Regions from separate parts of the Mus musculus genome. Here region 2 is linked to region 1. Evidence: chromatin loops called from intact Hi-C (ENCODE). Cell type or tissue: left cerebral cortex. All regions are shown on one strand. Each heading gives the region's core, and the rest is flanking DNA. Links, peaks and the distances in the headings are about the cores only. Region 1 holds the start of Gm51699 (a long non-coding RNA gene). Region 2 holds the start of Tcaim (T cell activation inhibitor, mitochondrial).

Evidence for each region. A loop is a pair of places that touch in the nucleus more often than their neighbours do. Peaks named below come from ENCODE experiments on the same cell type or tissue, not always from the same donor. Only the 100,000 strongest peaks of a DNase experiment are listed, where the experiment ranks them.
Region 2: a loop joins it to region 1, with 2.7 times the contacts of the local background. A loop is called at or near these places in 3 of 42 quality-filtered maps.

The regions. Positions count from the first base shown.
Region 1 is chr9:122,728,241-122,744,062 of GRCm38, reverse strand. Gm51699 (a long non-coding RNA gene) reads right to left here and starts at 5,040. Exons shown (of 3, transcript XR_003948282.1): 1 at 4,865-5,040; 2 at 4,415-4,590; 3 at 3,520-3,977. In left cerebral cortex, for the core only: a CTCF peak has its summit at 7,127 (motif pointing left); a DNase peak (open chromatin) is centred at 7,104.
Region 2 is chr9:122,796,357-122,812,178 of GRCm38, reverse strand. It overlaps Topaz1 (testis and ovary specific PAZ domain containing 1), which reads right to left. Exons shown (of 20, transcript NM_001199736.2): 18 at 14,319-14,522; 19 at 12,588-12,777; 20 at 10,044-10,331. The coding sequence ends at 10,112. It overlaps Tcaim (T cell activation inhibitor, mitochondrial), which reads right to left and starts at 6,632. Exons shown (of 11, transcript NM_001013405.2): 1 at 6,491-6,632; 2 at 3,343-3,412; 3 at 286-421. The coding sequence starts at 3,401. In left cerebral cortex, for the core only: no CTCF peak of the experiment used is centred there; DNase peaks (open chromatin) are centred at 6,432 and 6,612; H3K4me3 peaks cover 1,643 bases; H3K27ac peaks cover 1,415 bases.

The DNA.
Region 1 (15,822 bases), core at 3,814-11,813:
GAGGCAGAGTAGCATATAGGAAGTAGAGTAGCATAGTGAGGAGAAAAAAATGTGAAGCATTTTTCACTTTTTAAAATATACCTTAAATAATTTTTATCACCATTTAAGCTTTTATGTCTTCTAACCTTTATAACTTGTGTTTACTAACCTTACAACACCTTTTTAGACCCTAAAACACTTTCTTAGATCCTGACAACGTAAGCTTCTGTATCCTCAGAACTTACATAAACTTGATATCTTTTCCTATCTAATTATTCACCATGAGACCTGGGTGGTTGATTATTGGGAGCAGTCTCAGTAAAGCGAGTTCCTTTAGATAGAGGAACAGTAAAGAGTTACTTTGAAACTGGCTTCCTGAGTCTGCTAATAAGAGAGACTGTGTCTAGACCTAGTAGAGGCAGCTCTAGAAAAGTGAGGTTTGAAGCCTGAGTTTTACACATAAAGAGAACTGAGGAGTCTGCTGAGACCTTGGTTTCTGCTGTTAAACTGATAAATCTTTCATTAATCTAGTTTCAAACTGAACAGAAATCCTGAGGAGGATAAATTTCACCTGAGTAAGCAGGAAGTGCTGACCAAGCAGCTTGCAAGTCTGTTAAAACCGACTGATGCTTACTGCTACCTGGACAGTCACTCAGCCAAGGGCTTTCTATGGTCAATGGGGGCATCTATCCATCTTCACTCTCCAGGCCCAGAAGATTTGACAGACTTTCCTGTGGAAAAGGAGCTTGGGGGACTGCCCCACCTTTTCTCTCCAAAGTGGGGCAATCAACTCTCCAGTGTCCTGCTTGCCCAAGGTCTTCAGAGTGTGCAGTCAGTAGTTGAGGTAAAAGAGCAGTTTATAGTCTGGTATCCAGTTTTTTTACATTTAAAGCAAGTGTCAGGTGGAAATTCTCCTGTGACCATCATCTCCTCTGGAGGATATTAGTGGTGCTACCAAGAGCTGATATATGTCTGTTATGAAAAACTTTTTTATTAAACGTTTAAATGTCATATTCTGCAGATCCATGAAGTATTCAAGGACCATTCTATCTATCTAAAGTATATCTGCATAGACAAACTTTGCTTGTTTTTAATTATCCATCCTAGACTTTTTGTGGTAGACATTATTTGGGGGTTCCTACCCCACCTTAGATCATTTAGTTCCCAAATAAAAGACATAAAGTCCCTATATTTATAATAAGCCTTAGAGCACTAGAGCTGGGCAGATATCAACCCTCTGTACTATTTTGTCTACTTCCCTGTCAATAACCCCGAGATATCACTTGCCATGTTCTTCCTGGGCCGCTCTTACTCCAACAGGCTGGCACTCATGGCTATGAGCTCATAATCCCTCTACCCCATGATGGCTAACCAATTAAGAGAGAAAAAGGAAGGAAAAATAAATTCATGTAGATAGTAACCTTCAAAGATGAGAGAAGAGAGGACACAGGGGAAGAAGGAAGCTATCATGGGGTAGACACCTCCAAGTGATATTTACCACAACATTTTGGCAAACCAACATGAGGCAAGAACTTACTTATAACCCAAATTAGACTTCAGATTCCCAGATAAAAGGTTTGTTGTCCCTTTAAGCTAGAAGCCATGACGGTGTCTAGGAAAGTGGGTTGGGAGGGATGGTTCCTTAGCAACGCTGCTCCCCCCCCCCCAAAAAAAAACCCTGCATAGTTCAGGACAAGGGTCAGAACACATGCTAGTTTGGCAAATATGATTCTGAAAGATCCTGACAGAATGTAAAAGGTCACAGAAGCCCTGAAATTGGCAAAATAGATTTCATTGTTAGTAGAAGTAGTTTCACTGATTTAGAAAAATAGAGGTGCACAATGCTCTGTCCACTCCTTGAACCTGTGTGTCTGCCAATGTTCTGACCGTTCCTTGAACCCATGTGTGTGCCCACTGCTGAAGTCCACTGCCAGGTGTTTGTGATATTGGTTGCTGGGGAAGAGTTAGAAAATCTCCCCAGCAACCACAGCCGGGGCCAATCCAGAGTTGCTGCACCTGCACCAGACTCTTTCCTTGTACCCCTCCCATACCCATTTCTTGAGAATAGATATTGTTTAGATCTGGAAATCCCCTACTCTCCCTTCTCCTTTCCCCCCTGAGGGCCTATAAAAACTGGGACCCCTTCCCCCTCGGGGTCGACTCCTCTACCCCTGTGTGGGATACAAGTTGTCCCCAGAGCTCTGGCTTTCCCCCCGAAAAAAAGCCTCGTGTGGTTTGCATCAGGTTTGGTCTCTTGTGAGTTCGTGGGGTCTGCTATTATCCTGAGACTTGAGTGAGGGTCTCCCTTCAGAGGTCTTTCAATTCCAAGGAAGAGCATGAGCTAAGTAAGGTACAGCTGCGCCTCTAGCACCAACCATGCACCAAGCCCTGATGCATCTCTGCCCAGAGCTGGGACATTCTGCTCCAGAGCTGAGCACACACAAAGACCTGCAGGATCTCTGTCAGTGTTACAGAGGCTGCCACTCGGGAAACAGGCTGCATGCCTCCAGCAGTAAAGAGTTATAGAGAGCAAGCATAAAGTAGGGTATCATGGTACTTTGAGCAGTCAGCAGAGTCTCTGTAAGACATGGGGCTGCCCCAGGAAGACTAATGGCAGCTCAGGAAAGCTAACATGAAATAGGGTGTCCTGCTGCTCTGAGCAGCCAGTCTCCTTAGACGCGGGGCTCCCATGGGTGAACTGATAATGGCTCTCCCTAGCACATTATACATAACCCAGGATGAAACCTCTGAGCAGATACACTATGCTTGAGAGTACGCTTGGGCACTAAGATAGAAAGGAGTTTAAATAAAGTTGAATACAGAGAAGGATATTAAATTAAGAGAGAAGAAAGGGGACAGAAGAGGAGACTGCCATGAGAGGAGAAGGACCGTGAGCACGTGGCCAGGGGAAACAGCAAGTAACAATGGACATATGGCTGGGATGTGAGTTGGAATAGATCTATTCAGCCCCATCTAGGATTACTACTTGTAAATGAAATACCTGGATTGTGTGTCTTTTAGATGGGCTAGCTAGAATGCTTAATTCCTTTTACATAGGCTTAAGTTTGAAAACCTATACAGGAGGCTAACTAAGGCTTATTTTTGTAATTAATTACATTAGTATTTAGTGTAGTACAAATATAGTTCTGAACACATTAAAGAATATGATCATTTATAAAGTAACTGACTGTTAACTTGCATGTCCTAATAATCCCTAATGATTGATTAATTAATAGTTTATATTAAGATTCTACAAGCTTTATTACTGTATAGTTTGAGCCTTAAAAATAACGATCTTTGAACTGAAGTTCTTTTAGTGTCAAAATAAAACTTTGAATCATAGATATCACCCTTAAGGAGACTGGCAACTTTACTGATCCTGAAAATAAGTACAGTTAAGAAATAAAAATAGCCTTTCTGTGGGTGAAAGGGTATTTATCCAAACAGCTAAACCTTAAAAGACTAAGAAGCTAGACAGATATTAATGTGAACATGAGTAAACCTTAGGAGCTTATAAATTTTTATTATTAAATATACTATACCTATCAAGCATACTGTTACTTATCTGCATTTTTAGCAGTTCAGTGTTGAACAATTAGTGAAGACATAGTGTCAGGCGCCAGACGTGGGGAAATAAAGTGGGTGGGAGAGATGACCCTCGTCCCACTAGAGCTCCGGGGCTCTGGGCAGGCGGATGTGGGGAACTACCACGTCGTGCTCTTCACGCTGCCTGGGTGGCCGTCTGGCTATGGGAAGCCACGGAACCCCAGTCTGTGGGGGTGGAGAGGGAGCAGTCTGGGGTCCCTGGGCCTCACAGAAGCCAGGGATGACAGGTTCTAGCTCTTGGGACACAGAGGAAGAGCTGAGAAAGAGTTGGGGCACCAGTGTCCCAGGGCCGAAGGGAAAAGGGGCATGAGAGGTGCTGGGTGGTTTCTGGGTCGTCCAGTGTCCCGACCAGCAGGACCCAGTTATTTGTGAGTACGAGGGGAACCGCAAACCTGCAAGAGAAATGGGTGGGGGAAAAAAGAGAGAGATCAAGGACGATTCCTGTCAAGGTCTAAGTTTATTAGGCTGAAAAAGTGAGGTTATAAGTACACAGTGAGGAGAAATAGGGAGGGGCTGAGGGAGAATTAACAAAGAACAAAGTAGTAGGCACCTGGGGACAGGAAGGCTGAATTCTGACTGCAGGCAAGAGGCACCCTGAGTCTTATCTCAGGAGTGTAGATTCCTCCTTAACAGCCCGGGGTGTCAAGCTGGGCTCAGCACATAAGTCAGGTCCTTAGAAGTCTTGGGAGTCAGGAAGAGATAAGGAAGAGGGGACTATAATTCAAATTTTTAGGGTCTAGGTGCCAGGAAGGGATAGGGAGGAGGAGGTGACCGGCTCCTAACACAAGGCCATTTGGCTTATTAGGGTGGGAGACTGCGAAAGGCTTACTTTCTCACGGTATGGTCTCCAACAGTCCAGAGTCTGGCTAGCTCAGTCTGCTAGCTCAGCAGGTGGCTTGGTTTGGCTGTAGCCCATGGCTAGAGCGCAGGAAGGCCTCCCAACTGGAGATTAGATGCACAGCTCCTTAGAGGGAAACCTGCTCCATTGCTCCAGCCAGGTGGATCCTGATGAGAAGAAAACAGAGGAGAGGAGAGAAGGGGAGGGGAGGGGAGGGGAGGGGAAAGGAGGGGAGGGGCGGGGAGGGGCGGGGAGAGGAAGTAGAGGTTGGCCATGGTCACGTGGCAAACGGGGAGAAGAGAGGGGGAGAGAGGGAGCAAGAGGGCTAGAGAGAAAGCAAGAGAGACAAGAGAAGCAAGAGAGTGAGGAGGGGCCAAGCAGACCCCTTTATAGTGGGCTGGGCTACCTTGCTGTTGCAGGGTAATTGTGGGAGGAGCATACCTGGCTATTTCCAGGTAACTGTGGGGGTAGAGCTTGGACAGCCTATGTGACTGATGGCCACAGAATGATGAAGTTGAGGGTGTGGTGTCAAGCATTTGTGTCTGGGGGCGTAGCTCACTGTTCCATCCCTTGTAGGACTTTTCTACTGGGTCTCTGGAGTAAGTTGCTTTCTTAGTCTAAAAGGAGATACAAAAATAAACAGAGTCCATTATGACTAAGAAATTTTGTGATTGTTGCTTTATAACATGTGGTCATTTTAAGGGGGTGAAGTCACAAGCCCTGTGGCCACTTAATCCTGGCGAGGTCAGCAGCTAAGGTAGAGGAGAGCCACAAGGTTGTTATTTTAAAAATTTGTGTTTTGAGTAGACATATTTTTCTGTAAATGAGAGTTGGATCCAAGGAATGTGTGTATAGTTAAATCTAGGTTACATTGAGAGGACTTAGCCAGACTAACTCCATGACAGGCTCCAAATTGGCAGTTCAAGAGACTAGGCCTAAATTTCTGTTTCCCAGAACTGGTCAAGGCTGGGCAAGTCAGTTCCTAGGAAAACCACAGCTTTCAGGCAGTCAATCAGGAACTGTCTTGCCATCTGGCCTGAGGTAAAAACAGAGTGTTTCCAGGTCTTCCCAGCAATGATTCTGGAAAGTTCCCAGACTTCCTCAAATCCCAATCCCAAAGACACCCATAGCCCTAGAGACCAAGCCAACCAGTCATGATAGAGGTCACCTACCGCTCCCTGGAACTCCCCTATTCAGCTTTAAATTGAACCTGTGAGCTTACCTCCTAGTTACCATTTTGATGAATGGTAGTCCCCTGCATGCTGGATTACTGTAGAATATATCTTTCTGCTTTTGCATACTCTTTGAGTCTGGGGTATCATTCTCCATTGATTCATGAATCCTTACAACATATATAGAGAGAACCAAATTTCATGTATATAAAACATAGACACAGGAGGCCAAATAAAACTTATGTTGGTAATTAATCATAACTATAAGCATATATGGCATATTGTGAATATGATTATGAGGTAATTGATAATTAAGTTGTATGTTTTGATTATTTTAATACTTTATTGTAGTAAAAAATATTAAAAATCCTGGCCTGAGGCTTTTACCCTGCCTTAGATCATTTATGTTAGCAGATGAAAGACACAAAGCTTTTATATTTTTAAATAGCCTTAAGCAGCACCATAGCTGGGCCACTGCCTACCCTCCAGGCTACTAGAGTCTACCTTCCTATTGATCCCTTACTGTAGTTCACCTGGGTTGCACTTGACTCCAATAGAGCAGCCCTCTGGGCCATGTTCTCTTGGCTCTTAGCCCATGACAGCTCTCCTCTCCCTCCTGCTCATTCTTCCTTCATTCCATGTGGCTCCTTCTGCCCCTTCCCTCCTCCTTGTGATCCTCTCACTCTAAGCCCGAAAAACTTAAACCTTACCTATGTCTCTTCTGCCCAGCTATTGGCTGTTGGCATCTTTATTTACCAATCACAATTAAATGGGGTCAGGGTCACTCAGTGGCTTAGGTGCAGACTCTCATCTCTGGGGCACCCATCTTGAGGGCCCCAAATTAGCATTAGAATACAAGCAGCATTAGGCCAACCCACTATAGTTTATAATAAGTGTTGTATGATTAGGTTTAAGCTGAAGGCTAAGTCAGGACAAGAAAGGGTTAACAAGTGGGGAAAATGGCAAAGGACCTTGGCTGAGGGAGCTGCTGTCACAAGGCCATAAATTGCATTGTTGCTTATTTTGGACGGAAATGAGGGGGCATTTTGGAGCCATGTCAGCGAGGAGGTGGGACTGTTGGCGTGTTGCAGCTGAACAAGTTTTGGGATCCATGGCAGTGGAGGGTAGGTGAGGCTTTGGGGATTGTTGTAGTAGTAGCCCTACATGGACCTAAGGGAAAAATGGTCACTGAGATCTGTACATGCCTCAGGGGTGGTTAAATTAGCAACTTGGTTTGGAGCAGCCATTGCAATTGGAACAACAGGTGAGTATGCTGTGGTGAAGAAAGGGGAGGAGTAGGTGGGGTTCCATTAGAGGAGGGGACTCTGATTTGGAGTTTGAGTCCTTGGAGGTAAGGGGGATGTGAGTGTGACCATCCTTACTATTAGGACCTGAGCCATAGAAGGTTGGTTACAGAGAGAGGGTCAAGAGCTCAGGCCCCAAAAGTCCTGGACAGAAGAGAGTTCAAACCGTCGGCCCACAAACAGGCAGAAAAATATTAAGATCATGGAGGATGTTAAAGTCAAGAGTGCCCTCTGGTGGCCATTTAGATTAGCTACTGAAGCCAGGCCACAGAACATTTGCCAGAACACATCTGGCATTTTGGACAAAGGTTTGAGACAAATTTGGATACATTTAGTAGCAAGCAATCCAGGAGGTGACTGAGGATCGGATTTAGACTCAGCGTTGTCCATCTCTGAGCTTGTTCTGGAAACCAAAGAGGTGTCCCTCAGAACAGCTTGTGGTCAAACAGTGGGAGGTGGGGTAGCCTTGGAATGAACATTTCCAAAATCCCAAGGCTACCCAGAATAAAGACTGTCTTTGTTCCAGAATGGATGAATTTGCTCTGGATCGGCTGCTGCTTGGCAGGTAATCCCAGGGGTTCTGGATCTGAAAGAGGCACCCAATACCTCTTAGGCTGGAAAAGGTGACTTACCCTAAGTTGAAAATCTGATGGAGGGAGAGAGAGGGAGAGGAGTGGGCACCACACAACAGGGGCCCAGACTACTGGGCTAGGGCTTAAATCCTCCTGGTTTTGTCACCAAGATAATGGGCTTTTTTTCTCCCGGGGTGACTCAGATACAGGCTAGATAAGACCAGGCTAAAAGCAGATAATGGTAGGTTTATTAGGAGCGAGTTCATCAGTCTGGAAGAACTGAGCTGTGGAAGTCACACAGCCTGGCTAGGGCAGAGGTTTTATAGACCTTAGGTGAGGGGTGATGGCATCAGCCACAAGCTGGATTTGTGCCCACATATGGTCAAGAGCTGAGCACTTAGGCAGGGCTTGGGTGGCTGGCAGCAGGGGCAGGATGTTTCAACAGCTGCCAAGAAGAGAACTGGGAGTTCCTTTGTTTGGAGTTTTTCAGCGCAGGGTGGGTTGGGGCAAGGAGGGCAGATGAGGTTTCCCAGCTTGTGCAGCAGTGAGCAGGGGGTTTCAGCCTAACAGTGGGGACCTTAACAGTGGTCCTATACAAGAAACTGGGGTGACCAGGAAACATTCAGCACGTGACCTGCTGGAACCGGAGAAGTCTTTTAAACAATAAATGAAACAACCTGCCACTGTGTAGCTTGTGAGGTTCTGGGACACAGGAGCTGATGGGGTCAGTTTGACTGCTGTGGAGGCAGAAAACCAGAGTAATGTAGCATCCATTCCTCCTTAAGGCAAGGGCTGTCTAACCTGAGACAGTGTGATGGACTGGCTCAGCAGACATTAGAGACACTTTAATCCTCATCTGAGGTTCTCATAAAGATCAAGGGCCAGGGGCCGGGGGCTGAGGGGACTGGGAATTAGAAAAGCTGTGTTCGAATTCCAATTCACTGGGCCAAATAGAAGTATGTTCATAGAGGAGTTAAAGAAGAGATGGGTTCAATAAGGACTGCAAGGCAGCTTTGCTGAGCTCTTTTTGTGGGGGGCAAGATCTTTATAAAGATCTATGCCAAAAGAGGCTTTGGCAGACCTACGTGCTATAGAGCATCATGCAACAAGTGCCTGTAAAGAAAAAGTGCAACCTAGAGGAGAAGAAAGAAAGTCGAAACAGAGGAAGAGGCCTGTATTGCGCAAAGATAAGTGTGGCAAGATTAGTGTCGAGCTGGAGTTCTTAAGGAGAAAATTGATAGAAATGGAAAGAATTGATTGTGTGCTAAGATGTTGGGGACTCCTGGTATCACACTCATATAGCTCTCGAGCTCGGTGCAAAGTGGAGGACTCCCTTTCTCAGCGGGGGTTTCCTGTTCTGTACCTGACTTTACTTGAAGAGTGTCTCTGAGCATAGATGCCTGACCTTATGTAAAGAAAGGCCTTGTGCATGACTGCATGACTCAGCACGCAAGTCCCAGTCTGGCTTCTCACCGTATGATAATTAGGTGCTGTGAGATAACCAACCAGCCCTTTCCTCCAGTACCCCCCCCCCCCGCCCCCAGCCCTTATACACCCTACCTCTGGAACAATAAAGTTGAGCTGCCTCACTGCAGCTGTCTCTCAAGTCCTTCCTTCATACTCACAGACAACGGAACCCTGCTGGAGGCTTCTGCTCCTTCCTCCCTCATGGGCCGGTGGCCATCAGCACCTGAGAAAAGAAACCCAAACTAAGAGGCTTCTGGATGGCTTTAAAGCCAGAGGGGGAGTTCACAGAAGACATAGAACAGTGCAGGTGAAGTTGATCAAGTCTGTCCCAGGGTGGGTAATTATCCCCAGACTAAGGGGGTTCATTTTCCTTATGAAAGGTTATGCTAGAGGTGGTGATGGTTTACCCAGCTAGAAACTCACCTAACAGTTAGGTATGATAAATGGGAAGCCAGTGTGCCAACCCAGGGTCTCTCTGACCCAGGAAGCCAGCAGATGCGGCAGGGGCGAGCAGGCCACTTTCTCCCTTAGATCTAGGTGGTAGGGTTCATCACATTAAGCCAAGTTCACTGTGTCAATCAGGGTGGAAGTGGAGGGAGTCTTCATGGAGGAGCTCCTCACGCACTCTTTGGTACCCAGCCTTGATCTGTGGAGGAAGCAAATGGCACAAGTGGATGGGGCCTTTCGTGCTGTGTTAGCTGTTGCTTGTGTTCCACTTTCGTATCTTTTAGCTGTGAAACTCTGGGGCCACCTGAGGCTGCTCAGAACAGATGACACGGGTTTTCAGAGTGCTTCACCAAGGTTATCTTTGTGATCCCACTATTTGTTATGAGATTGTGATTCAGGTTGGTGGGTTGTCCTGCACATCCTCTGAGAAAAGGTTGTTATCTAGATAACATGGTGCTATCCTCAGTGATGGGTAGATTGGTGGACTGTCTGGTTTTGTGTGTCAACCTGACACAAGTTGGAGTTGTCACAAAGAAGGGAGCTTCCCTTGAGGAAATGCCCCCATGAGATCCAGCTGTAAGGCATTTTCCCAGTTAGTGTTTAAGGTGGAAGGGCCCATTGTGGGTGATAGTCCTGGGTTCTATAAGAAGGCTTGCTGAGCAAGCCAGGGGAAGCAAGCCAGTAAGCAGCATTCCTCCATGGCTTCTTCATTCACTCCTGCCTCCAAGTTCCTATCTATGTGAGTTCCTATCCTTACTTCCTTTGGTGATGAACAGCAGTGTGGAAATGTGAGCTGAATAAATCCTTTCCTTCCCAACTTACTTTTGGTCATGATGTTTTTGTGCAGGAATAGGAACCCTAAGACCACTGGAGAGACATGTGAGGGCACCTTAAAGAGTAAGTCTAAGGCACAAAGTTCACAAAGAGTCAAAAAGGGTATCTTGCAAGGGGAAAAACAGATGCGACCAAAAGCCATAGAGTTGTTGTTTAAAACTCCCAGTACCTGGTTTTAGTTATCGCTCTAGGGGTTGTTGTAGACGCCCCAAGGGTCCCTGAAAGGGGAAGGCCATCGCTATAGTAGTTTGTTGCAGAATTTTCCCTGCTCAACTACATTAGCGTAGAGAAGGTCTGCGATTGGACAGGGAAAAGGGGCGGAGCTAAGAGGGGGTGGGGCGGGGTGTGGGGGAGCCTCTCGGAGGGTAGAGGGAAGAACCATGGCTGTGGTTCTCCTGTGACTTAGTGGCTGGTGACACTCAGTGCTGTGTGCGTTAATGCATAATTTCCATGTTACCTTTTCCTTTAAAACTTAAAAGTAACCTGAGTCCAGTGGGCGAGCACAGTGGTCATGTGACCAGGCGAGCATATAGGTCATGTGACCAGGTGAACTGCCCGCCTCTTACCTGTTACTCAAACTCAAGACTTTCAAAATTCACCAAGTCGCTTTGCACGATGGGTTGATGCGAATAAGTTACCCTCACAGCCATAAAAATGAGACTTAGATGTTTTGAAAAATACAGAAACCTTCCGTAAATTGAAGCTGTTGGAATATCGTTGCAAGCACGACCTCTTGACAAGCAAAGCAGCAATTTCTTACCACAATGGGCTTGACCGGAGTAAGAGGCAGAACACAGGCAAGAAGTTATGGCAGTGAGGTAAAGAAGGTTTGCAAAATTGATTTTCGGTGAATCTACCTGGTGCTGACGGAGTATTTTCATCGTTAACGCACCAACTAGACGAAGCAAACAGCAGCATTTTGCGTTTAAACATTGACTGCTGACTCTGGTTCTGCTTTGACCTTCCCAAACAACCGTTGATTTAAAATCCTAGCAGCTCCACGTGCAGGTTAGTAACCCGCTGAAGTTTGAGCTGATGGGTCATGAGGAGGTGACAGCACAGCCCTTTGCTTCAGAGAACTAGGTCTTTATTGAGCTGGAGTCACCTACTGCCTTAGTTTGCTTTATCTTGCTTTGATAAGGGACGGAAAAGCAACTTGGGGTGGTGGTGGCGGGGGCCGAGTTTATTTGGCTTCCAGCTTCCAGTTCATCATGAGGTGAAGTCAGGGCAGGAAGCCAAAGGCAGGAATTGAGCAGAAACCACGGAGGAAGACTAGCTTGCTTCTTATGGCTGTCACCAGGTACCATCTGCCCAGGGGTAGCTCTGTTCCCCGTGGGCTGGGCTCTCCCACATCAATCTTTAATTAAGAAAATGTCCTACAAATTTGCATTTTGGGGACTCTAGCTGGTGTCAAGTTGACAAAAAAAAAAAAAAAAAAAAAAACTAACCAAGATACCTACCTAACCATTATGAAACCAGTGCAAATTTCTGCATGGAGAATTTGCTTGGAGTGTTCAGCCAGACCTCTTGAGCCAGCTGGCACAAATGTCATCTCTGTGGGCTGCAGCAACCTTGTCTCCATTGCCTTCTGCAAACGCAGAGACGTCAGGTCTCTGTGGCCGAGAAGTATGGTTTCTAACTGCACCTGGCTTTCTGTAATGTGGAAGTACTGCTGCCAGCCTTCCCATCTTCTCCTTTACAGTGGGTTAATTACACACTTTTTCTGAGGCTAGTCATAACAGCTGGAACGAGACGGATCCCAGAGCTTAGCGTCTTCTTTCTTCTAGGAATCTGATGGACATGTTTTCTTTAATATTTGCACGTTTGGCTGAAATATCTTCTCAGTTAATACTCACACAGGTTGGAACCATCCAGAATCTCTCTTTTCCCCTTCTTGCATCCTTCTGAAAATAGTGTTTTTCTGAAACAATGTCATCAACATACATACATTTGCAAATGAATAGTTTACTGCAGTTCTCAAAATGAGATGTTAGTGGACCATTGTCACACATACAAGAGAAACCAATTTTTCATCCATTGCTTTAAACAATTTTTTCTTTCTTTAAATGTGTGTGTGTATGTATACATCTACATACATAATACACACACACACACACACACACACACACGTATGTATATATCCACATGTGAACATGCAGGTACCCACTGCTTGATTATGGGCTGAGGACGGTCTTGGGTGTGAGTCTTCATTTTTTGCTTGAGACAGATTCTCTTTTGTTGTTCTATATAGGTCAGGCTAGCTGGCCTATGAGCTTCTGGGAATTGTCTCTCACACTAGGAGCACACTGAGATGATAAGTACTGTATGTATCAAGCTTTTGTGTGGGCCTGGGACTTGAACTTAGGTCCTCATGCTTGCACAGCAAGTACTTTTACTCACCGAGCCTTCTCCAAAGACTTATATTTATTTCTGACTTCTTTACCCCATAGGAATACTAAAGTCAAGATTCCTAGAGATTTGTCTACCAAGGAGTGGGCTTAAAATCTTTAGTTATTTGTTATCTTGCTCATTTCTCTTTTGTTTGGTTTGAGAGTGTCCCTATGTGTGTAGCTCAGCTGGCTGCTGCATTTTGCTATATCACCCAAGCTGGCCGTCTTCACCCTCCCAAGTGTTGGGATCATAGGTGTGAATGGCATACCTTGCTTTATAACCCCTGATCAACCTCTCAAGTGCTGTGATGAGAAGCATGAATGGCCACACTTGACTTCTTATTTTACAGCTTAATAATTACAACCTTTATTAACTTTTAGAGTCATAGCCTATCCTGTTTAGTATCTTGGCTCTTTCTTTCTGACCTTATTGAGGTTGTAGTTAATGCTGTTGGCTGCCTGCTTATTACACTTTAATACCTTGATTGTTCCCAAATTGTAGTTTTTAATACTGCAGCCATTTCCTCCCTTCTAAGTGGTAGTAAGGATCATAAACCCAAGGGAAGCCTCCCAAAGGACCTCATAAAGTAAACAGCAGGGAAGAGAGTGAGGAGACCCCTGAAACACAGATCCATCTCCAAACAATGCATAACTGCAATACACAAACACAAGAAATATGAAAATGCAGGCAGTGCGACTCATCCAAAGCACATGGCTTCTCAGTGAGATGCCGAAATCCCAAAAAAGTGTTACTTTATTCAAATAAATAAGCAGGCGAGAAGTCGACATGAAACCTGAATAAGAAAGCCAGCAATGTGGCTAAGAAATTCAGCAGAGTAATCGAGACTAGGAGTGAAAACTCAGAAATACTGGAAATGAAAACTCAGCAAAGCATACTTCAATGCGCGCACATATGTGCATCTACACACAATCGTTGGCTCTTGTTATGTTGATCCACCAACTGGGGACCAAGCATTCAAACATATGAGCCTATGGGACCCACAAAACACAGTGGGGAGGCTCTGTCTGCAGCAGTCTATAGGAGCTCGGCACTGTCACAGGGAAGAGACTCTGTGGACACGTAGGCCATCTGAGTGTGGGGTAGCTGGGAGGATGCGAGGGGGAAGCTTGAGGGTTTGGCTTCATTCTCTTCCCAGCATTGCCTTGGGAAAGACTGCTGTTCCCTGGTGGCATGAAGAACATTCATGCTCTTTAGAAGCCCAGGTAACTCAGGGATACAGACAGACAGACCAAAGGAACCCTGCTGGCATTAGGTGTTGAAGAAAGACAGGCATTTTGCCCCTCCTGCTCTGTACAAGGAGTAGGAACAGTATACACTTCTCCAGGTTGTGACCAGGAATGTAAGGAGGGTCCTGTGGTGGAGACAGAAGGCAGTTATGGTGGAGGCTGCAGTGGAGACATAGAAGGCAGTTATGGTGGAGGCTGCAGTGGAGACATAGAAGGCAGTTATGGTGGAGGCTGCAGTGGAGACATAGACGGCAGTTATGGTGGAGGCTGTGATTCACCAGGATGGAGATGAGATACCTGCTGCTCACTCTCCTCAGGCCCAACATCTAGACGTGGAGAGTGCCTTTTCATGAGACCCGAAATGAGACAGCACAAGTCCCCTGAATGAGTTAACGAGAGGACCCAGAATCCTCAAGCCTTCCTTCTGTGTTGTGAGTTTTCCTTTGTAGCCACTAGATGGCAGTGTGCCAAAGGCTATTCCTTATGCCAAAGGCTGTTAACAGTCATGGACTGCTCCTAAATTTTACCTTGTTCTAAGACGTAAAATTATGCCCAGGATTTCTATGTATGAGCTGGGAACCTGCCCCATACGCTCTCAACATGCACACGCGTTGCCACAGCACAACCAGAAGCCGAATGCGCCTAGATCTGGTTAAATGGCACTTCTTGTCCTACTTGGCTTTGCTCCCTTCGGCCATTTTACAATTGTAGAGCATCAGGCAGCAGGGTGACTGTGTCCTTGGCTTGCTTTATAGCCATGGTCAAGAGTTTCATACTAAAGTTCCCAATGCCCACAGATCCCCCAGCATCTAAATCATGAGGAACTCTGCTGTGAAGTTCACAAGTGTGTGCCGAGTGTGTTGAGGGGCTAAGAATTTAGGCCCCTTCACATCAGGGCCATCTCTCTGTTGTCTTACAGAGATCCTGCTTGGGTACTCCTCACTGTCAGGAGTGGTGTTCAGACACCTCCTAAGATGTAGCTAAACGATAAAAACACAGTTTGCTTCACCAGGAGCTGGCCTGTTTGATGCCCTATATGAACAGAGCCCATGCTTAGCTACAGTTACCTTCCTGTTTCTGTTACCATGGCAAACCCTCAAGTAGGAAACTCTAGAAATGAACAATTCACAAATTTTAAATAACTCTGATTGCAGACTGTGGTAATTATCGTGTTTTATAACTAATAGTTATGGTTAATCTCTTACCATGACTAATTTGGAAATTAAGCTGTATCATAGGTGTGTAGGTGTGGGGGAAACCCAGAGTATTCAGGATATGGTACTATTGAGGCTTTCAGATATCTGCCAGGCATATTGGAAGACCCCCCCCCCACACACACACACATTAATAATGCTGGCTGTTGTTCTACGATGAGACCAGAAGCAATTTCATAAGTTTCTCTTTAATCAGTGGCACAGCGCTGATGGCTGTCACCATTATCAGCACGGATGTAGATTTGTTTTGTGACATCCTTTCTAGTGGTTAGACACCAACTTGAAGCTCTCAGAAAGCCTCATATAAAGTCATACATAATTCACACACTAAATGGTGGATCTGGAACTCTGCCTCTTGTCTTCCTGGCTGGAATTTAAAACATAAAAGGATCATTTAGTGCTTGGGCCCTCTTCCTTCTGGAATGTGCTTGACAGAATTCCGGTAAGTGTGAACCATTCCACTAAATCTTTGTTCAAGACTCAAAGACTCACTTTCAGACCAGTGGCAAAGAGCTTTTGAGTGGGAACTATCTCAATTCTAACTAATATGTCAAATTCTGATTTTAAGGTGCCCAATAGATTGAACTCAAATAATCAGATTCCTGTTTGCAATGAACTTTTCTTTGAAACACACCAACAGGCATCATTACAACTTATGTTCTGCACCTACCAGAATATGCCATCCTGTCTGGAAAGGGCATAAATGTCAAAGAGCTTTCCAGAACTGTATGCAGTCTGTCCTCCTTCTCTT
Region 2 (15,822 bases), core at 3,477-11,476, 68 kb before region 1:
AAAACGACGGCAGAAACATTATTATTACACTCTTCAGCTTATGTGGCAACTTTATTGCTTATATAAATAATGACAGCTTTGAATAAACAATGGTTTCAACTGCTTTATTACAAATGTTCACTAAATTTACTAATTGGAAACTATTGTTTTTCAAGTTAGTACTTACTGCTTCTGTGTCAACCATTATGAGAGAATAATCCAAACTTACAGGACTTTCTGCATTCTATTGCCTCAAAGGTAAATCAACTAGACATATAGACAATAAGTTAAAAAATAAGTGTTTACCCTTTCCCTGGGGTGCTGTCCAAAGAAATCAGGATGCACTGCAAAGTAGAAAGGCCTCAAGGCGTTGATGGCTTCTGCCCCTGATAAAGCTCGAGAGTAGTGAAGCCAATGAGGGAGGACCTTCCTCAGGCCGAACCTATCAGAGACACAGGGATTACTCTCTGTGACATCCATCCATCCACCATACATCACCATGTAGGAGGTGCAGCCAACCTAAATGTACCATGCAGGGGGAAAACAGAGAACAAGGTAGAAACTGATTTGCTACAATCTGTCAGGTTTTCCCATGGTGGTTCTAAGCCTTCACTGCAGCATGAGCAGTAGTCGTAGGAGCAGAACTCCCCTCCATGGCTCTCCAGGAGCTGGGTTCACAAGTGACGACACTTTTCTCCATCAAGTTCTGTTTTCTTTTCCTTAGTTTACATCAGTGTACTTTTTTCCAGGGCAGTGGGGAATGCCCTGAGAACTTCAGCAGCAAGAGGAAGATGTCTGTCCTTCAGTTTCCTCATTACCAGAGTGATAACGGAATTCTAATCAGACAACTTGACAGACATTCCCATTCTTTTTTTTTTTTTTTTTTTTTTGGAGACAGGGTTTCTCTGTATAGCCCTGGCGACATTCCCATTCTTAAGTCGTGTCTCAAACTGTCTGGAATGTTCTTAAAGTACTGTTTAATCTTTTCAATGAAAATAATATTACAGTATTTTAGTCCAAAGGAAATGACTTATGATTCTCAGGGAGCAATTCCACAATGCCTATCTTTGAATACTGTAATTTACATTTCCATTCTGATTATTCTACATAGAAGTGTCTACAGTGCTGGGCATGCTTTGCAACCTGTGAGGCATGTTTTATACTGTTACAATGATAGAGATTATAGAACTAACTTGAAGATTTCTTGATTGTTATTTTCTTTATGTGCATTTGTGTGACGGAATGCCAAATATGCACAGGTGTCTGGAGACCAGAAGAGTTCACTGGACACATGTGAGCAATTATGAGTGGCCTGATATGGGTGCTGGGAACTGAACTCAGATTCTCTGCAAGAGCAGTATGAGCTTTTAACCTCTGAGCCATCTCTCCAGCCTACAGAAGATTTAACAGTCTGGCAAACACCAGTATATTTTCAGGATACTTTGTTTTATTTTGCATGTATCCGAGCCTTTTATAAAATAAGTGTACAGATCGTTCAGTAAAAGAGTTTGAATAATAAATAAGGCAGTTAATGGGATTGCTCAGTTGGTAAAGTGCTATGTAAGTATGAAAACCGGAGTCTGAGCCCAGCCAGTAATACACAGTGAGAACCTGTCTCAGACAGACAGATGGACAGCAAGGAAGATAGTTCAGCCCTTACTCATCTCCTCTCCTTAACGTATCCCTAGGTGGCTCAAACTTGAGACCTTCCTGATGTGACCTCTAAAGGCACTGGGATCCCCACCTTCACACTGCTATTTTTGATTCTGTGGCATAACATCCCTTGCTGCCAAAGCACAAAACCCAGATGAGGTCACACCACTCACGCCTGTCCTCAAGTTAGCCTAGCAGCTTCTCTTTATACTATCTCCTAACATCAGTCCTACTTTCTCTGCTACTAGACTGTCATCGCTGACACAGCTTGCATAGCCTCCCCACTAGCCTGCTTCTCTGTCTTTTCCCAAACAATGCTATTTGCTGTTTGTTTGTTTTTTTTTTCTTTTTAAAACTTATTACTTTAAAGAACAAACAACTTTTGACTGACTCTTTGGGAGTCCCACGTCATGTATCCCAACCCCAATCATCTCCCGTCCCTTCACATCTACCCTCTGCCCTTGCAACTTGCTCCCCAAAGAAAAGAAAATAAGATAGAATTAAAAAAAAAATCTCATTGTGGAAGCTGCAATGGGTCACACTAAATACCCTTCCGTCAACATAGCTTTACTTACAAATGTTCACTGCAATGAGTCATCGGTCTGCTTCAAGGCCTCTGGCTTCTGTTAACTATCTATAATGAATCGTCACTAGGATTCTTCTTGAATATCCCATTTTTGCTCTGCGTCTTAGAGATCCTGCAGCTTTGGCTCTGCAGGACAGGCTCTTTCACATGTTCTAGCAGATCATGGATCGGGTAGATGTTGGGGTGGATCAACTCAAAGCCATGGATCTGGGTTTGGGAGGTAGCTGAGTTGGTTGTCCCGGAGCTCACCTGCTGCCACACCACCAAGGTGAGCGCTCCATGACTACTCTGGCTAGCTCACCCAATGCTGCATCAGGCAAGGGAGGGCCCCTTTTGCACCTTAGCCACCAGGGCCAGCTCTACTGTGCTGCCCAGGTTGGGTACAGAGCCAGGGTGGGGTGGGAGTGGGGCAATTGTATTTCTTATACAAATACTTTTAATATCCTCCACAGTTTCTACAAGGCAAGACCCATTTTTGAGTCTTTAATCAATCCTTTTAACTTGCTCTCAAATACTCCTTATAAAAACTTAGAAGTCTGTAACTCCAGTGGGGTGGAGAGGGGAGGATCAGGAATTCAAAACTAGCCATGGCTACATAATGAATATGAAGCCAGCCTGGGCTATATATATATGAGACTTTGTCTCATCATCTCTTCTGGAGAACCCTCAGCCAAGCTCCAATGATCTCCCTTAGCCTTCCCGTTTACATGATTTACAAACCCTCAAACTCCCACCTATCCAAGCTGTACTTACTTATATGTGCTGCACATCTACTGCGTACCAGGAGGAGAATTTGCATAATTATTATAGTCATTTTCTTTGAACTCTAAAGCATCAAAGTATGTGCTCTGCAGATTGGGAACTTAATACCATTCTGGGAGAGGCTTGATTTATTTTCCCTCTTCATGTTTAATTTAGAACTATTCTGTTGGAACTGTTTTCTCCTGCTTTGAATGGAGCCTTAGACAGTTCGGCTACTCTTATTAGTTTTCTTTCTTTCTTTCTTTTTGTTCCTGCCTAAAACCATAAAATGATACAGTTTTGAGATCTGAAAAGCAAGTTGAAATTAGCTCAATACACAACAGACCCTCCTCTAAACAAACAGAGTGGACCACAGCGCTTACCTCCTCAAAGGCCTCAAGTGGCAAAACATTTCCGAATAAGCACGCCAACTTCCAAGCATCCATTAATTGCCTAATGGACAAAGTGAACAGAAGAGCTGAACAAGTGAAAGGTTAAAAACGTATCACCACCATGTTACCATCCTCAAAGTGAAATGCTAAAGAATTAACCTAATAAAATATTTAAAAACGTTTTACGTGTGAGGATGTGGTTTAGTTATTTTTCTGTTGCTGTGATTAAAAAACAAAACAAAACCCTGCAATATAAGAAGAGTTTATTTTGGCGTAGTTTCAGGAGGGGATACAATCCGTATGTGTGTGTGTGTGTGTGTGTTGTCCTTCTTCCAACTTCCTAACCTTCTGTAACCTTCTGGAAGAGTGCTACAAGCTACTTATGACTTTCTTTTGTTCTGTGACTAAAAGCCCATGTAACTGCTTTTATGTTAGAATATATTATTCAGGGAAAACTGAATATATCTTCCCAGGCTATAGTCATTCATATTTGATATGTAATATGAACACTTTCTATAATTACTACCTTTGTGGGAAGAGATTTTTTTTTCTGTTAGCACCCTTAGCTTAAATGAAAGCCTTTTCTTAATAAGTTCTTCTGCAGTGTAAATCAAGATCTCAGCTTCAACTGAGTAAAATCCTTGAAAGAACTCAGTCTGTCTCTTCAATTGCTGCAGTCAGTTACACAGAGAATCAAAGACTCAGAAGATTGGAGACACTGCTTTAGCACAGGGGCAGGTTCTGGGAAACGCTAGAGATACCAGACCTAACAGTCTATTGCAGCTATGTCAGCTGCAGGAGTTCTGTCTGCAGACAGATTCTCATGACGGCTACCAGTACTCCACAGAATACACTGCCCTTCCACTTAGAGAAAACCTCAGGTAGGCTACAGATGGACAAGAGGCACTCCTAACTCTCTCATCAGACTCAGAAGGCATTCTGAGTCCTTAATTTATCACTTCACCAGTGCTTCCATGTTAGGTCCAGGGTAAAACAACGAGCATTTGTTGTGTTCACTAAACTTAGTTTGAGGAAAGGGTAGAGAAGCAGGACACAGACACAAGTAGATAACTGTAAAACAAAGCAGTAAATGCAATGATTCCGACTTTCAGAGTAACAGGAGACTTCCTGAGGCTACACCTATAGGGCAGGGAGGGCACCCTGGAGAGCCTTGTCCTAAAGAAATGATCTACTGTGTGGACAGAAGGTAGATATGGAAGGATAAAATTCGTTTACAAGCCAGTATAAATGACTACCCGAATCTACTTAATAGTGGTATTATTTTCTGTTCCATTCCTTCCTTTCTTTCTTCAAGGTCTGCAACTCTCTACGTAGCTCAGGCTGGTCTGGAACTTGCTTTGTAGATCTAACAGCCTCTGTCCATTATTTTTGACAAGCACAGAAATTATCAAATAGAGGTCTTCAACACTGAGCTTTGGCCCCTTGGCACAATCTGTATTTGAAAGTAACTTATTTCAATTAACTTAACTTCACACTAACTTCACTTTAGTTATGGTTTCCCTTTGTAACTATCTTGGAATTTTTCTTTAGAAAAAAAAATTCTTCTCTCAAGTAATGATAAAACCATACCTAACTACCTTTCTTTTCTTTTCCTTTCTGTTTGTTTGTTTGTTTGTTTGTTTTTGGAGACAGGATATCACTTTGTAGACTTGGCTGGCATCCAACTCAGAGAGATCTACCTGCTTCTGCCTCTGGAGTACTGGGATTAAAAGCATGCACCCTCTCACCCAGAGACCAGGATTTAAAAAAAAAAAAATGCTTTTAGGCTTTCTACTTAGAGTAGGGAACCAAGTAAACAACCAGAGCAAAACCAGGAGACAGTATTAGACATATCAATGATAACAAGTTCCATTTGTTTGTTTTTGGAGACAAAGTTTCTCTGTGTAACACCCCTAGCTGTCCTGGACCTCATTCTGTAGACCATGCTGGCCTTGAACTCACAGAGATCCAACTGTCTCTGCCTCCTGTTGCCTCCCATTGCTGGGATTAATGACACTCCACCATCGCCTGGCTAGATAACAAATTCTTTAGCTTTCCTTTTGTATCTTGCTGGAGAGTTAAATCATAACTACAAACTCTACAGTTTCAAGAAGGATTCAGGCACTTCTGGCCCAGCCTGACCTAATATATACAGGCACTGGTGCTACTCCAAGGTCCAATTACACCCACTGAACCCTAAGATCTGGCACAAGAGAAAAAATTACGACAAAAACTCTTCGGACCTGCTGTTGCCCCCTCAAACCATTTTCATCTTATAGGTTAGTGTAGGGCATGTCTTCTGGGCCTTTCCATTATGAGGGATCAGGTTTTTCAGAGAGTACCCACTCTAGCACTGCAATTTCCCTGAGCTTAAAACTCCTTCATCAACACTAAGCCAAGGGATGGCAGGCATCTCCAGTTCCTTTTCAGTAGGCCATCTGTAGACAAATCTAACCAACCAACCAGCCAACCAAACTTTGACACCTTTTTAAAACTATATGAACTCCACATTAAATCTGGAATCTCCAATCGGTGGTCTCAAACTGATAAAATTCAGCCTGATCCTGTTTCCTTTTACCATTATCCTACAATCTTAAACCCATTCGCACACACACATTCCACAGATGTCTTGAATGAATTAGCACACTCCTTAAGCTCTTTAGTGGTGAAGTGCACTTGAGTAATCTACGCCTCAGACTCCCCTCTGAGAGTCTACTTAGCCATAAGTTTGATTACAGGTCTAGAGGTGAATGGACAGGTCCGCAACTTGGGGTGCAGCTCCTCCCAGGGCCCCACCAGCCTCAAGGCTCTCCCAGCAGCAGCCTAAACCCAGCTCCCATCTGACAGCCTCGCCTACGCCTCAGCACGCACAGGCCAAGGCCTGTGTGGCAAGTGTGGAGTCCCTGGGCAACTTTCGCTCTGCAGGGAGCTCCTGACAGGTCTGGCCCACTGTCTCAGAGGCCTGGGTTCGTGCTTGGACGCCCCGACACTTGGAGCCGGCAGGCCGCACGAACCATGCTCATTGGCTAAGGCGGACCGACCTTCCTCCTAGAACGCCTGCGCAAGGCCGGCAAGCGGCTCCCAGCCAGGACGTCGGCTCTCAGCGGCCTCCCACCCCGCTTCAAAGCGGTGTCCTTACCCCGCTATCTGCGGGTTTCCGAAGGCAGCTTCGGGAGACACAAGCCGGTTCTTCCGGCCGACTAGGTCTGAGGGAGAAAGATGATTGGCAGGCAGGTGGGAGGACGATAAGCAAAGGTAAAGGAGTAGCGGGAGGCAGGGGCGGGGCCAAAGCGCGCACGCGCAGCCCCTGGTGGGGAGGGGGGAAGGGGCGGAGCTATGCAAGGCGCTCTGGTGACGCAGTTCTTGCTGAGCAGCCGTTGGTAGTCTTGGTAGGCTTCCCAGATGCAGCTGAGTGTGAAAGATCCGGTTCCTCTGGCTTACATTTCCCACTTGACTTTTCCTCAATCTAATCTATTTGAGATAGTTTAATTATTTGGGACAGTGGCTCACACTGTAACCCACGCTGGCCTTGAACTTGCGGCAATTCTCCTGCTTCAGCCTCCTACGTGCTTTGATTACAGGCATGACACATCGCGACTCCTTACTAGGCTGTTTTTAAACGTTCAGTGTACTCAGCATGGGCTTTTTACTGCTTTATTGGACGTCTGTAACTGATCTCCAGACCTGCAAATGATGGAATATAAACTGCTTTTCGCTTTGCTACCTCTTGGCTTGGTCAACCAGCAAGAAGCCATCCCACCCCTTCTCTCAGATCTTCATTCTCCTGAAGACGACCTTGCGGCCCACATCGTGTCCTTTGTCTGCAGGAGCATAGTTTACAATTGCCCACCTGTCTCTGAGGCAGTGTGTGCGCCACATGTCACGCAAGCTTAAGAGTGCTGGGACTCAATTTTCCTGCCCTTGTGAGACTGTAGATTTAAGGACACTGCCTCTACCCATTTTGAGAACTCCTTTAAATACTTGTCCCATTTATTACCCTATTTAGGGCTTTTCCCCTCTAGACGACTTGAATTTGTGGCGTACAGTACTATTTAGAGTGAGGACTATGTTAAAGAGAATAGGCTACAGATACTGAAGGTGGTTTCTGAAGGAGTTTTTGTTTTTTGTTTTGAGACGGGATTTCTCCGTGTAGTCCTGTAGACAAGGCTGGCCTTGAAGAGAGATCTGCTGGCCTCTGCCTCCTGAGTGCTGGGATCAAAGGCATGGGCCACCACCACCTGACAACTTCTGAAGTTTTAACTTCTTAGTGTTTTGGGACAATCCTTGTTAGATATTTATATTTTGGCACATTTGTTTAAAATATTTTCATTAGCAATGTCCTTAGTCACATATTATCATAAAGCATACAGTACTGTGCTGCCAGGTCGACCAACAGATGAAAGTGTTTGCTATCAGACCCTCCAGCCTGACCACTGTGGTTTGATTACCGTAACTAGATGGAGGTGGAAGGAAAGAACAGATTCCAAAAACGCTGTCCTGCAAAAATCCACATGGATGTGTGCTCCTCCCACAACGTACACGTAATAGTCATATGAGACCCACTGAAAGGGAGCTGTTAGGAGGGTAACTTAGACATTTGGTGGGGTGCCCTGGATCTTTGTGTTTTCAGTCTGTGCTGCTGCTTTATGTTAACTTCACACATGCTAGAGTCCTTAGAGAAGAGGGAGCCGCGATGGAGAAAACACCTCTGGAGATCACACTGCAGGAAAGCATTTTCTTAGTGACTGATGTAAGAGGTCCCAGCCCACTGTGAGTGGTGCCATCCATGGGCTGGTGGTCCTGGGTTCTAGAAAACAACCCTGAGATTCCACCTCGCAACAGTCTGAATGGCTAAGATCAAAAATTCAGGTGACAGCAGATGCTGGGGAGGATGTGGAGAAAGAGGAACACTCCTCCACTGCTGGTGGGATTGCAAGCTGGTAGAACCACTCTAGAAATCAGTTTGGCTGTTCCTCAGAAAACTGGACATAGTACTACTGGAGGACCCAGCTATACCACTCCTGGGTATATACCTAGAAGATGCTCCAGCATGTAATAAGGATACATGCTCCACTATGTTCATAGCAGCCTTATTTATAATAGCCAGAAGCTGGAAAGAACCTAGATGTCCCTCAACAGAGGAATGGATACATTTGGTACATTTACATAATGGAATACTACTCAGCTATCAAAAACAATGAATTCATAAAATTCTTAGGCAAATTGATGGAACTAGAAAATATCCTGAGTGAGGTAACCCAATCACAAAAGAACACACATGATATACACTCACTGCTAAGTGGATATTAGCTCAGAAACTTAGAATACCAAGATACATTTTGCAAAACACATGAAACTCAAGGAAGACCAAAGTATGGATACTTCTGTCCTTCTTAGAAGGGGGAACAAAATACCCGTGGGAGGAGATACAGAGACAGAGTGTGGAGCAGAGACTAAAGGAATGACCATCCAGAGACTGCCCCACCTGGGGATCCATCCCACATACAACCACCAAACCCAGACAATATTGTGGATGCCAACAAATGCTTGCTGACAGGAGCCTGATATAGCTGTCTCCTGAGAGGCTCTGACAGTGCCTGCCAAATACAGAGGTGGTTCTCTCAGCCAACCATTGGATTGCGCACAAGGTCCCCAATGGAAGAGCTAGAGAAAGGACCTAAGGAGCTGAAAGAGCTTGTAAGCCCCATAGGAGGAATAACAATATGAACCAACCAGTACCCCCAGAGCTTCCAGGGACTAAACCACCAACCAGAGAGTATACATGGAGGGACTCATGGCTCTAGCTGCATATGTAGCAGAGGATGGCCTAGTTGGTCATCAATGGGAGGAGAGGCCCTTGGTCCTGAGAAGGCTCAATGCCCCATTGTAGGGGAATGCCAGGACAGGGAAGCAGGAGTGGGTGAGCTGGTGAGCAGGGGGAGTGGGTGTTATAAGGGTTTTTCAGAGGTGGAGCCAGGAAAGGGGATAACATCTGAAATGTAAATGAAGAAAATATCTATTTAAAAAAAAGGTAGGCCGGGCGTAGTGGAGCACACCTTTAATCTCAGCACTTGGGAGGCGGAGGCAGGCAGATTTCTGAGTTCGAGGCCAGCCTGGTCTACAAAGTGAGTTCCAGGACAGCCAGGGCTATACAGAGAAACCCTGTCTCAAAAAAACAAAAAAAAAAAACAAAAAACAAAACAAAAAAAAAGGCAGGTTGAGGAAGCCATGAGCAAGTCACTAGCAGCCTCTTCCATGGCCTCTGCATCAGCTCCTGCCTCCAGGTTCCTATCCTGCTTGGGTTCATGCCCTGACTTCAGTGATGGACTATGATATGGAAGCACAAGCCAAATAAACAATTTATCCCTGAGTTGCTTTTTGTTATTTTTACTCCAGCAGTAGTACCGCTGACTAGGTCAAAATCAGTCATGGCATTTGGTGACTCTTTAGTTTACTGCACTGCGCACTGTGGGCACTGATGTTTAAATGCACCCAGTGTTGCTTTTTACTCTGAATAAATTACCAAAGAGGAATTTTCCATACTTAGGTCCTTTTAAATTTAAGTAAAAAAGCACTTTAAAAAAATCACTTTTTGTTAATAAAACCATTGCATGTAAATGAAATTTTTTTGCTTGAAAACTATTTGATAATTTCTAGTGTCAATAAGATACAAATGCTGAATACGATGAGTTATTTTTATTCTTTTATTTTCAACAATGATTATTTGAACTTAAAAAGAAAATGCAACAACAACCCTTTACTAATGGTTAGTGAAAAGCCAAACCTTTCCAGCCCACTTCATATTCTCTTTCAGCCATTTCAAAGCAGAACAGTGCTCCAGACTGTACACCTGCTCCTTGTTAATATTGACAGTCATGTGCTTAATGAAAAGCTTGGGGTCCGATATTCGAGCAGCCATGACCAATCTTTCTACTGCAGCTTGATATTCATCCTTGCTTCGAGATTTGCTTTCTTCACATCTATAAAGTGAACCCAAAGGCAGAAATTCTCAGAAACAGCCATGTCATTTCTGTAGGAAATTCATCTGCATTTATTGTTTCTAAACTATCATGGCATTTTTAAGCAGTGATTCTTAAGCTTTTGAACCATGGCTTACAGTATGAGAGACATTTTATATTAGGACCCAGTAGCAATTGTTAGTTTGAGAAACACTGATCTAGAACACAGCTAGTTACCCTATGTGTTTGTATCTTCAAAGCTAGTAAGTATAAATATTAAGGTATATGTTAGTATTAAGTGCAATACAGCTTGAATAATTACAATCACAGTAGAGTTCTCTTGGTATTAGTTGTTTCTAGTTTCAAGCAAGTACAGTTCTCTTGGTATTAGTAGTTTCTAGTTTCAAGCAAGTACTTAATATTCAGCTAGCATGTAGTAACAAGCCGTAGAGCTAAATGGTTTTCTTTGGCCCTGATGGGTACTTTATTAAGTGTTATTTTTTTTGAGCTCCATCTGCATCAATTGTGATTGTGTTTACTGGCATGAAACTTTTATTTTATGGTAGTTTTTCTTGTGAAGAAAGGAAATAGTTAAAATTATTTAAAGTATGAGACTAATTCTTGCCCTTGGTACCTTGCATGTCAGTGAACATCAAGTTCTGAGAATGGTTCTACCCAAATTAACACCAGTGTAGGCTACTTGGTGACCTAAATGAGGCTCATGCTTCAAAAGAAGAATGAGTATCCAAGCACCTTCTAGGGCCTCCTAAATTAGATAAGGCACTTTAGAGCCTGATAGATTGGAAACCTGCACAGGTGGCATATTCCCAAAGTCTAAGAATGGATAACCTATAGAGGTTAGTAACCTAAGGCAGGGCTCAGCACATCAGCAAGACAAAACATATTGGCCTTCATAAAGTTAAAGATCTAGATATGTCACTAGTTATAGACTAGGGTTATGACTACCCTCACTCAACAATGAATAGAGGCTGCAACTGTGGGAAATAGGGTGCAAGAAGAAAATCAAATTCGTCTAAGAATAAAACCTAGACACCTCATGCCACACAGTGCATGGTGTCAAATAAAGGAAGTCCATCCTTTAATGAAGTAGAGCTGTAGAACAAAGGCTAGTTTCAGTGGGTTTTCAAAAAAAGGTGCAAGGAAAAGGATGACCTCTTGTAAACACAGGCTGTACCACACTGACTCGGAAACAAACTGAAGAAAGCAGTATTTCTGAGTATGGGATGTCAGCAAACAATCAGGGGCCAACTGGCCTGGGGGACTTTTGTTAGAGACACTGACTATTCCTGTTTCCAGATTTCAAGCATCTTTAAATAGTGAAGAACTTGGAAGACAAAGGTGGTTTCTCCTGGAGCAAAAGACAGACTTCTGACAGACAGCCTTGGGCAGTAGAGAAAATGGAAAACAGGCTTTGGTTCTTGAGGCCTGGGCCTGCCTTTGGGCCAGGGAACCTGCCACTTGCTCAAGTGTCCCTGTGGGCTATCAGTAGGACTTTGGGATGATAAGCTGACCATCTGGCTGCTTGCTGTTCCTCAGCAAGAATGTACCCTGTCTCCAACATAGGAATCTTGTGTCTCATGGGTCTGTGGCACACCAGTTTACAAATGGGTAAAATCTCAGACCTTCACAATCTTTCTTGAGAGAAGTCACAAAAGGTACCTGAGTTTTCCTAGTCTTTTCTCTCTTGGATCACTCATTCTGGGAGAATCTGGCACTCAAGTACCCTTTTTATTTTTAAAATGTGTTTTATATTAAATTTTATACTTAAAAATTAAGATTCTACAGATGAAAAACTGAGGACTTTCCCAGAGATAAGGGTTGTGGGTTGTGTAAGTGTCCACACTGGCATGGCATTTATGTCAGATTGTGTAGATCTATAAGAAATAAAAATAAGATTCATAGCTACTTTTTTAAGATAAAGACCCTCTAAGGTACCATACTCTTTAACACAAAGGTTGATACTTAAAGAAGATCCATATTTTAAGACAACTATTAACATTTTGAAACCAGTAACATGCTTACTGGGCGGTGTTAACCTGTTTGGTGAACACACTCTACCCCTGAAGTTCACCCCTAGCTCCTTCATTTGTTTGGTTTTAAGCCTGCAGTAGGTCTTGTTCTTTCTCAGTTTAAATGTTAGCCAAGTTTATACTACATATACAGAGTATAAATAAATATATATGCACACATTGCACTATAGGGCAGGCATAGAGCTGCATCTATGTTCAGAATACGGCTGGCGTGCTATCAACCCACCTTTTCAGGACAATCTGCAGCACCTGTGTGGGCGCTCCCATTCCTGCACTCTGAATGCCACTAGCATTGGACACCAGAAATATTTCCATAGCTAAAAGCATTTCAATCTCAGATAGATACGAAGGAACCAGGAGAAGTTTCCGGTGTAAGTTTCCCTCTAATGGTGGGTAGCAACCCAGTGAAAGAGCACCTGAAAATCAAACAACAGGTCACACTTCACCAAACTTCAATGGGTAAGACTTATGGCTTCTGATTGTCCGCATCTGACAGCCACTTACAGGTCAGGGTAGCTATTTACATTTGCAGATTTATTACAACTTTTATGACTGTAAGCATCTTGACAATTTGACACTGCTCTTTATGAAAACTCTGAAAAATGGCCTTTGAGTTTTATTGCAGTAAGTGCCCATGTTTTTCAAGTTCATAGTAACATATATGTCATAATTTCAGAATTAATAAGGTACCCAGGTGTAGTGACACGTGCCTGTAATCTCAGCAATTAGGCTAAAGCAAAAGGACTAAGTTGGAGGGATGAATTGTGCTACATATAGTGAGATTAGCTCAAAACAAGAAAAGCTTCCTAAATGGAACATCACCAGAACAGCTATTTGGGTTTTAATGGGATTTGGTCTATGAACAACTTTATGCTTTTATGGTCACTGTCTACACTGAATTACAAATACAAAAATAAGAACTTAATGAGAGAATGCCACTTCTGTTAAATACCTACTGCGGCGGTCTGAGTTTACTTAGAGGTGCCATCAAGTCATGTGGCTATCACTGCTCCTACTCTGCCCGACAAGTGCTGAACACAAGAACAAAGCCCAGCTCTAGCCTGCATGTGGCTGCCACAGTCACTGGCTCAAGTCTAAAAACCTTCATCTTTCGAGAGAACAATTTTGACTTAGCTTAAAACTGTTTGGCTGATTATTAGAAATGATAGTTAATACTCCTAGGATTAACTATCCAATTGAACATGGACAATATTATATATAGTTTATCAAGATCAAATTAAATCTGAAAATAGATTTTGTTTAAAATGTTTGGGGTTATTTTTCCCTTCAAGAAATTACCCCAGTGTAGGTGATGATGTTAATCTCTGAGAATTATATCTGAACATAATCTAAAAATGTTCCAGTAACATTTTCATATTTAAACTTATATTTATGTGTGTGTGCATGCATGAAACATGAGACTGTGTTAAAAAAATCAAAACCCAAAGAACCCTCCAAAAAACAAAAAGTGTATTAAACACAAACTTATTACCTATAATGCAACCTAATTATTTTCCCATTTCATTGGGAAGAAAAGTTATCACTTGCTAAAAGTGATCATAGCTGGGAGTTTGAGAAAACACTTCTAGTTCAGGTGGGGTAGTCAGGATGTCTGATACCCAAATATTTAAATTTCACTCCATCCAACACTTTTACAAAGTGTTTTAAAATATGTCAAACTATTTTATTTTAAAATTTGTCCTTTGTTTCCTTTGCTTGCCTTTTACTGGAATTGATAACATTCCAAGAAAAAAAAAAAGACACTTTTAAACAAAAGACAAACACACACACACACACACACACAAAGCACAGATCTGTTCGACCACTGTCTGCCTCTGAATATTACCAACCATTATTTTTCATGTGTAGAAATTTAGTTTTAAATATTATAGATGGATCCTGGATTAGAGAATAATCAAAACCAACATATTAACTGAAACATTTCAATGGAACGTACTTTTGTAGTGGGCTCTGGCTTTGAGCCACAAACAACTCCTTCCTAAGGAAGTGATGAGTCTCCTGAGAAAGGAAAAGTCAATAGGGATGCTCTTGGCAACCATGAACTCTGCTACAGAAGACGATATGCCAAGACTGTTACTTTCTATACAGGCATCCAGAAGTTCATTAAAAAGAAGGCTGGACTGGGAAACCCCCATCATTTCTGAAATGAGGAAAATAATGATACAATAAAGTGAGAAGTGATCAATGACATAAAGACCAATAATCTCCAACTTTCTCCCCCATCTTGGTAGCCCCAGCCCCTTCTCTCCATTGCAGAAGTCAGACTCACCGAGGTACAATCATCTTTCATACTCTTCAAGTAAGAAACAAAAATCTTTTAGACAAAAGCAAAACTGTGTGCTCCTTTGTAATGGTGAATGTAAAAAGCTTGACAAAAGCTTAGAAGTTGCACTAGCTTCTCTGCATTTAGTCCCTACATAGCATTGAATTTTCAGTCTTGGAACTTTCTTCATGGTCTGTTTCTACAGCTCATACTTCAGCCTTCAGTTTTCATGACTCAAATATATTTGCTTCTAACGCTGACTCAAAAAAAAAATCCTTGAATGGGTATCACATTAATTTGTAGGGGAATTCTTTTATTCAGTTGGGTTTATGATCTATACTCTAGATCCACATCACTGTAGGATCTTTAAGTGGTCCAGATCCTTACAGAAAATTAATCTCTTTACCTTTTATATCTTCTTAAACACTTTCCTAAAACTCCAAACTTATTACATCACTCCTCACCCTGTTGTACATATAAAGAAAGAAACTCCTTTAGTTTGTCATGGATGGACTTCTAATGTGCAGCACAACTGTCTGTACATGTCTACACCTGCTTTGCCTCGTTATCAGCACCACTGTCTATTAAGGGCATGATGGATGGCAGACATTGTGCTATGGATACTGAGGTAAAGGAAGCATCATTTGTAGGAAGGCACTTCCTACAACAGCATCTTCATCAGTCAATGGAAGATGAAGTTGAGAGGACACAGTGAGACCTGGGGAAGGTCCTAAATCATTCTCTGCATCCTTTGTATCATCCTCTGAACATGTCACCAAAGTGTCTGCTCATAGATTCCATCCTCTTAAACCTTGACTTTTATCCTTTGAGAGAACTCATTAATTCTAAGATTACCAAGACATAGAGTAAGTTAAGATATGAAGCATGCCCATAATGTACAGAGGCAAGGACAGGGAACAAGTGTATGCTGATAGGACTGCTGATAACAAACAACCCAGAAAAGCATCTTTAAAGCATACATTTAGTTTATGTAGAACATATTTTATAGAAAAAAATACTGAACATAACACCTAACCAGAACAGATGGAGAAATGTCTTAACTGGCAAAAAATGAAGGTTGTGCTGGAGAGATGGCTCGGCAGTTAAGAGTAGTTGCTGTTCCTATAGAGGACCTGGGCTCAGTTCCTAGCATCTACATCAAGATGTTCACAAATTG